Linked DNA regions of Homo sapiens: regions 1 and 3 are each linked to region 2. A link is a loop called in an ENCODE intact Hi-C map of the cell type or tissue named here. Cell type or tissue: heart right ventricle. All regions are shown on one strand.

Region 1 (2,500 bases), 150 kb before region 2:
GCTGGTGGCCTTCATTAATTCCTGGGCCAGGTCTAATGCTTGTGACCTAAGACAGTGATTTGGAAAACAGTACGAAGATTGAGTACAAGTTTAGGGCTGTGCAGAAGGACCTCAAGAGTGTCTCTATCTTTGTTTTTCTGTGAGGCAAAAGAGGACTTTGGCAATAGATTGCCTGGCCCTTATCTATACACAATGAGTCGTTTGTTGAATTTCCCACCTCATGGGGCGGGGGAACGAATGCTACTCAGTGTAAGATGCAACTTCAGGATAAGAAAGATAAATATTAACCGTTTCCAGAAAAAACTTATGCGTGTTTAATGATATTCAGAATAAAGGTCTCAAATTAGAATATATTCTAATTCTGTTTTATTCTATTCTATTCTAGTCTGTTTTAGAATATATTCAGAAAACTGTTTCTTTCCACGAGGTTGCCCTGGGAGAAGCTTGAGCTGAGGCCTGAGTCTGCTTAACATCAGGCTGTAACCAGCTGGCCAAACAGCTTTGATTTGTGAAGTCAGTGTCTGAGGGGAATTTATATGAGTGGCTCTAGGGTCTCTGCCACAAATAAATCACACAGGGACCTCTTTTCCTGAGACGACCGGAATGCAATGGAACAATCGGCTCAAATCCCTGTACTTATTTGAATTTCAATATAAAAATCCATTTTCACCTACAGCACGTTCATAAGCAGATCTCTGTTAGTTCACTTGCCCCTGAAGAGCTCTCTAGGATGGAAATCCGTTCCTGTCCCAGGATCCATGCTCCTGTCCCTGTGGCCATGTGATCTGAATTTCTCTTGCCTTTTAAGGAAACAGGCTCTGCTGCTGGCCTTGGTTCAGCCGCTGCATTCCAGCCTGCACACATGGAACGCATTGCCTGCCACTGAGCAGGACAGCCTCGCCAGCGTGGCAGAGAGCAGCACTAAAAATAGCGGGGTGCAGCTCAGCAGGCTCTGCCGCGCAGCCTGGCTGTCTTCTGTGGAAGTGGAGGCACTGTCTGCGGAGCCTCATCAGGACTCAGCTGATTCCCTTGTTTGGCTGAAGTTGTTACTCAAACCCCAACCCAAATTAATTGTTGATGTACAGAGAAAGGGCACCATTCTGGAGCCTCTCGGGGTCACTCCCTTTGTGACCTCCCTGAGCACAAGGCTTAGGCCTCCTTAGGCTCCAGGAGCAGGAGTGGGATTCTCACTAGACAATTTCAAAGTGGGTTGAATGTGTGATAACAGGGGATGTATTGGCAGCCAGGGCAGCCACTGCGATGGTGGCTCAGAGACCCCCCTCAGCCTCAGTCCCTTGGGGTCCTTTTGGAGCTCACGGAGCATACTTGGTCTAGGTGGAGTCACAGTCTTGTGTCTTCAAGGGCTGGGTGGGTCTCTTGGGCAGAGGAGGAGCAAAGCACTAGGGACTGCTGGGGCTTGAGGCAAATAAGGAAGAGGTGTCCATTCTAAAGGCATTGGGGTTTGAAGACTTGAATACACTCCTGCCAAATAAACGTCTTCTGGGCAACTCTGGCCCTTGAGCCACCAGCTTGCAATCTCTGGTTTAGAGGCACTGAGTTAAATGCACCTCTAAGTACATGTTTCTGTGTCTGGTCTTCTGTAGAGTGCTGCGCAAAGCTTCATCTGGCCTGGGAATGAATGCCCTTGCCCTTGACCAAAAGATCATTGAATGTGACCCCAACAGAAAGACTGTACAGATGACAGACCTAGGTTTTATAGTGAATGCATAGGTGTTTCGGCGTGAGAGTGGCCGGAGTTGTCTGAAGGTCCGGTTGTGTTAAGTAGCCTGTTTCTATGAAGAATAAGCAGAGTTCTTGACACAATGCAGATGCGCGTTCTGGATGTGCTGCTGAACCAGTGCCATGAGGAAAGAGGAGACCAAGCTTTATTAGGCACCAGATGCCGAGGAAGCTTCCATAAATGGAGAGCCTGAAGAAAGGAGCTTCTAGAAGGAATGCTTCAGACCAGGTCCTCCAGCTCCAACTGGCCTTGGAGATTTGGCCTATACTGGTCATCATCCTATCTGGTAATTAAAAAATCCAAGCAGATCCAAGAACAATCATGCTGGCACGGGCGTACGTGTAAGTTTTAATGTCTGGTAACCATTTTGGTGTGTAGTTAGCAAGCAATGGTCTGTGCTATGGGATGTGCATCCACAAGGATGAATGCATTAGAGTTTCTGTCTCTCTGGCCTAGCAGGGGAAACAGATGTATAAACAATGACTGCTGTGCAAAATGATAGGAGCTTTGATGAAGGCATGCGTGCCATCAAGAGACCCTCTGTGAACCACGCACTGTGAAAAGCAGTGGGGATAAGAAAATGAAAAATCTTGGCCCTTGCTCTTAAATAGCATTGAGAGACAGATGCACAGGCAAGTAAAGACAAGATAATATTTGTTCCAATTGAGGTGAGGGTGAAGCCTGGGAGTTGAGGAGAAACACATTCACGTCTACTCAACAGCACCTGGGGAGACTGAGTAGCAGGGCTGGCATTTCAGT
Region 2 (2,500 bases):
AATGTCCAGAGAGAGGCTGTAAGGGAGTGGAAACAGTACCCACCAGACATTTGCTGGAGCCTTGGAGATTATGTCAGGGAACCACAGCTCTGCTTGAATTCTGACCAAAAAGTCCATTAAACAGGTTTACAAAACTTAGAGAAAGAACAAAATGAAAAATTATTGACCCATATACTCAACTTAACCTTTTTGTTTTCTTTTACCTTATTTTTTGTTAGGATGTAATTCTAGGAGCCATGTCTTTTTGCAGAGTTTATGTATCTGTAGATGGCTTCACAATGAAAATATTTCTTACAATTATCAGAAATATTTAGGTAGCTCTTGACTATTTTTGTGCCATTTAGAAAAGAAAAGGAATCACTGGACTCTCTGATACTGTCAAGAGGTCAGGTATTAGATAACTGGTAGAGATGAGTGAGCTCTCAAAGGAAACTAAGCAAGATCAGCCACCAGGACTAGAGGAAAATGAGGGCGTGTTGTGGAAGTCCTGAGAAAAGTGTACTCAGAAGAATGGGAGCCACCATCTGGAATGGTGCTGAAAGGTCGGCCACCAGGAGGCTTAGCACAGGGCTGCTGAATTTAGTGGCTGGGAGTCATTGGTGTTTCGGGTCTGCAGCCACTTGGATAGAATGGTGCAGATGGATACAGGTTCTAGGATGTTAAGGAGTGAATGGAAGGACGTCTGGAAGCAAGGTAGCTCAGCCTGATGTGTTCTCCTCCACTATTGCACACAAGGATTTTGGATCAGGAGAAGAAAATGCTCATAATAAATGCACAGCCATGCTTAAAAGCAAGAAGGGGCAGTGTCCGATGCCCCAAATGTAAAGAGGGCTCAAAGCTAAGATGACACTCTACAGCCAATGCTGGGGCAGTGTGACTAAGTGGCTTGAGCACTGTGCTTGAGTTTTCATGCCCATACAGGGCAGGAGACAGGACTGTGGGTGCATTCCAGCTGGGGAGACAGGAGTGATATACCTGCATGAAGCAGGGGCCCTTGAATGGCTGTTCTTATGTAAGAAGGGACCTAGAAAAACTTAGCTCCCTATGGAGAGGGCAAGGAAGACTGCCCTCCAGTGGAGGAAAAGCTGTCCCTCTGGGAAATCACCTCAAATGCTGAGCCTAGAAATGAACAGAATAATGGGTCTGGGTCCAGTTAATCCTCTTAGATCCTGAAGCAAATAACATCCTGTGCCAGGAAAGCTTCCTAGCTGGGGACTCAGAGATGCGGCCACATCCACCGACCATGAACTCACAATTAATAATACAAAATACATAAGGAAATTCACCACCAAGGATGGATCAGTACCCGTGATGAATGGTTAAGAAATAAAAATCACAGGACAACCTATTAAAGATGACCCAAAATGGCATATTTATAAACATTACAGAGATAAAAGAAGACACACAAATCATAAAGGAAAAGCTGGTAGTTTATAAAAGAAGTCAAATAATAAACCTGCTGAAGTTGAAAAACATAGTCATTCAAGAGAAAATTCAATGAGAAGATTAAGCTATAGATTAGAAAAAGGGGAGCAAACAAAGATTTAAGGAAATCATTCCAAATGTAGCACAGAGAGAGGGGGAGGTGGAGTCGATGAAAGTGTGAAAGTATAAGAGAAGCGAAGACTTAAATGAGAACAATCACACACACACGTGCTGTGCTCGATAAAGGCATGAAAGGAAGCACAAATGTGGAGGTAGAAAGGGGAAAGGCAGATCCCATCCATCCCACAGCAGTCAGGAAAGGGATGAGCGGAAGAGGGAAGTTAGGAACCCACAAACCAGATGATAGGATTAAACGGGATCAGTGTCCATAAACATGGATCAAATTCACTTTTAAAAGAGGCTCATACTGATTTCGACATTAAAACACAGCATGAGAAAAGAAATACACGGGCCAATCTCACTTTCAACAATTTTACGGGAAGTTATCTCAAACAGAAAGAGAACAGACTATCCATGTCTTCTGAACTGTTCCAGAAACCAGACGGAGTGGGAACATGTTCTAACTCATTTTATAAGTTAGGTCACTGAAATCAGATGAGTATGATACAAAAGAAATTATCTCACTTATGAACATGAAAACAAAAACTCTAAATGACACATTAGTAAACCAAATCCATCAATGTGTTTAAAAGATTTTTTAAAGTATAATTAAGTGATATGTATACCAATAATACAAGGGTAGTGAAACATTACAAAATTATTAATATCATTCACTACATTATCAGATGAAACGAGAGGATCATATGATCAACTCAATATATATAGAAAATACATTTAGTAAAACTTATCACCAGGAATACAAGAAAATTTCCTTAACCTGGTCAAGGCTTTAGGAGATCACAAGAAACCCCACATTAAATGGTGAGGCTATGGAAATACTCTCTTTAATTCCCTTAAATGTCAGAGACAAAAAAAACATTAACCTACTGTCTCAGTTTCTATTTATCATTTTACTGGAAGTTCCAGACATTGAAATAGCAAAAGAAAAATTAAA
Region 3 (2,500 bases), 160 kb before region 2:
AGGGGATTTAATTTTAATTTTAAAATGTTTAGGAAATTTATACAAAGAAACTTTTTAATAAAGTATATTGAAAGTTTCCTGGGTGTGACGTTCTTGGCAGTCTTGTTTCCATAGCAGCGATTGTCAGAATCACCCCTAGGCTGGGGAAACTGGGTTTGGTTCTGGCCCCATGGAGCTGTGCAACAGCCTTTCGTTTCCAGTGGAGGAGGCAAAAGAGCTTTATCAGCCAGTGTGCAAAGAGACCGGCTGGAGACAAGCATCCCCCGCTTTGTGGATTCAGCCCCACATGCTCCAGTGCTCCATGGCCGAGCGGAAGGTGTTCCTGCTGTTGGGTCCCGGCAGTGTTTCTGATTTTCAGAGTCAGGCTGGCTTCTATCTTTTCCTCTGACTCTTGGTTGGCCCTCAGAGCCTCAGCCTCCTCCTGTCTTCCTCTCCACAGTGATCCTTTCCCAGGGGGTTGATTTGCTTCCTCTCACAATGGCTGAGAGATTCAGTGTTGCCCCACGACCCCCAACCCCTTTTCTGGAGTCTCAAAGCACAAGGTCTTTCATTTTTTTGTTTTTCTTAAAGACTGTTTTTTTCTCTCTTCAGAAATAATACAAGAAACCAACAAATACATATTCAGGTGGCACTTGAGTTCCACTTACAAAGGAAACAACTTATTGGATAAAATACATATGTCCTGACAAGTGCTGAGGGTAGAATTACAGGAATCTTGGGTGTCAGCAGAAATGTTTTATGTAAAATCGGGATGAATTTGCCAGTTGGTCTATTGGGAAAGGAGAGAGGAGTGTGGCCCTCTTCAGAAGCGCCACTTAGTCCCCACAAGGTCGCCATGACCTCCTCCCCAGTCCTCTTCTATCTCGGCAGCTACCATGGGGTGCTCAGGTCAGTGTGCTCTGAGCTGTGACCCTTGGTGACCAACCCTGGGATCTGCCAGGCACCCAACACCAGCCTCTTGCAGGAACTTGCGGAGCAGAGAGCTGTGGGCCCAGCTCCCATAGCGGTGGGCTGAGTGCTCCACTTCCCAAGGGATCCCTGCCCCCGCCACCCCCATTGACTTGATCTGCTATGGACCTAAAATGAGCATCACAATCTGGTTTTACTTTTTGGGTTCCTCCGGAAGCAGCCCTTAGGACTAAGGATATGGGTGTGAGTAGTTTATTTGGGAGGTGAAGGAAGTCACTGAGTGGCTGAGAAGTGGGGAGTGAGACAAGCAAAGGGAGAGCACTGTTAAGAGGTGTATAGTCAGCGTCCACTGTGGGTGCCCAGAGCCCAATCCCTCGGGGAAACCCTGGGAGGTGCACCTGTGGCACTGCACCTCGTAGGCCAGCAGAGGGCTGAAGGAGTTTGGGTAGTCATACACCTGTTTCCACGGGTCACTGAGGCATTCATGCTCTGGTCCTCTTGGCTTGCAGGCACACTGGCAAAGGGGCCTTCTGTAGTGTAAGAAAATGTTCTTGGCAAAGACCTGCAGATACTCCCATGTGGAACTTGGGGGAGTAGTCAGGCCCAAGGTACAGGAGTAGGACACCAATATTTGTAACATACCTAGATGGTCTGCTCAAGGTGTGTTACAATAGACTGGGGCAGGGCCCATCACTAGGAGACTCACTTCCAAGGGCTCCAGAACCCTCTCTCCCTTTCCACCTCCTGTTGCCAGCATGCCCATCCCTGCCATTCTTGGTTCACTCTATCTATGCATTGCTTCTCTGTGTGTGTCCCTTGGCTGCTCAAGGTTGCTGGGACAATCACACCCACCATCTCACCTGACTCAGGAGAAGCAGGAAGTGATGTAAGTCCAGGTGAGTGGCTGGTTAAGCTGTGTGTGCTGCTAACTTAGGGTAAGGCAAGGTGCTCAGGTGGTGGATGGGCAGTTTCTCCCATTTATTCCCACAGAGCAAATAAAACAAAATCCTTTGTTACATTGTCTGTCCTAACTTAGGGTTCAGCAAAACATGATCTGAGCTGCAGGATTCCTGACCCCTTGACAGCTCGTGGATTTCTCTTCCCAAGACATTCTTCTGCCAGACTATGCCAAGGACTCTGTGTCCTTTCTTGAACCCTGACATGTCCCTGACCCTCATATCCACTCAGCTCTCTCTGGGGAAGCCTCCAGCCTGGCCCGTGGAAGGTGGCCTGCCAATAAAGAAAACCTGTTTTGGATTTTGTGACTAAGAAATAAACTTCTATTGAAGTAAGAGACTGAGGTCTTGGGCTGTTCTAGCAGCTGGTGTGACCGTAACGAACACAGCGCACCTTTATCCAGAAGCCTTTGTGGGTCAGGTGCTGTACTAGGTGTTTCACACACATCTTAGGTGGTGCCGTTCAGTAGCGGTCATTGTTCCAGTTTTAAAGATGATGAAACAGAGGGTCAGAGTGGTCCTTTTCACCCAGCTATGTTCTAATGGAGGATCTGGGCAAGTTATGGTGACCCAGAAGCCCTCTCAGAGTTCCAAGGTTGGCTCCTGTGGGACGCTCACTGCCATTCTCTAGATGT

The links. Hi-C counts contacts between places; a loop is a spot of excess contacts. Peaks named below come from ENCODE experiments on the same cell type or tissue, not always from the same donor. Only the 100,000 strongest peaks of a DNase experiment are listed, where the experiment ranks them.
Region 1: it touches region 2 in a loop (2.3-fold over the local background); 38 of 110 quality-filtered maps call a loop at or near these places.
Region 3: a loop joins it to region 2, with 2.8 times the contacts of the local background. A loop is called at or near these places in 38 of 110 quality-filtered maps.

Annotation. Positions count from the first base shown.
Region 1 is chr2:237,313,734-237,316,233 of GRCh38, reverse strand. No RefSeq gene overlaps it. Among named protein-coding and RNA genes, the nearest start is that of COL6A3, 99 kb to the left of the region's middle. RefSeq lists enhancers at 404-1,004, 1-2,500. In heart right ventricle, a CTCF peak has its summit at 965; a DNase peak (open chromatin) is centred at 843; H3K27ac peaks cover 2,343 bases.
Region 2 is chr2:237,164,128-237,166,627 of GRCh38, reverse strand. No RefSeq gene overlaps it. Among named protein-coding and RNA genes, the nearest start is that of COPS8, 79 kb to the right of the region's middle. In heart right ventricle, a CTCF peak has its summit at 1,088 (motif pointing left); no DNase peak of the experiment used is centred here; H3K27ac peaks cover 2,094 bases.
Region 3 is chr2:237,321,595-237,324,094 of GRCh38, reverse strand. It overlaps COL6A3 (collagen type VI alpha 3 chain), which reads left to right. Exons shown (of 44, transcript NM_004369.4): 44 at 1-77. Among named protein-coding and RNA genes, the nearest start is that of COL6A3, 91 kb to the left of the region's middle. In heart right ventricle, a CTCF peak has its summit at 1,333 (motif pointing right); DNase peaks (open chromatin) are centred at 1,014, 1,294 and 2,144; H3K27ac peaks cover 2,143 bases.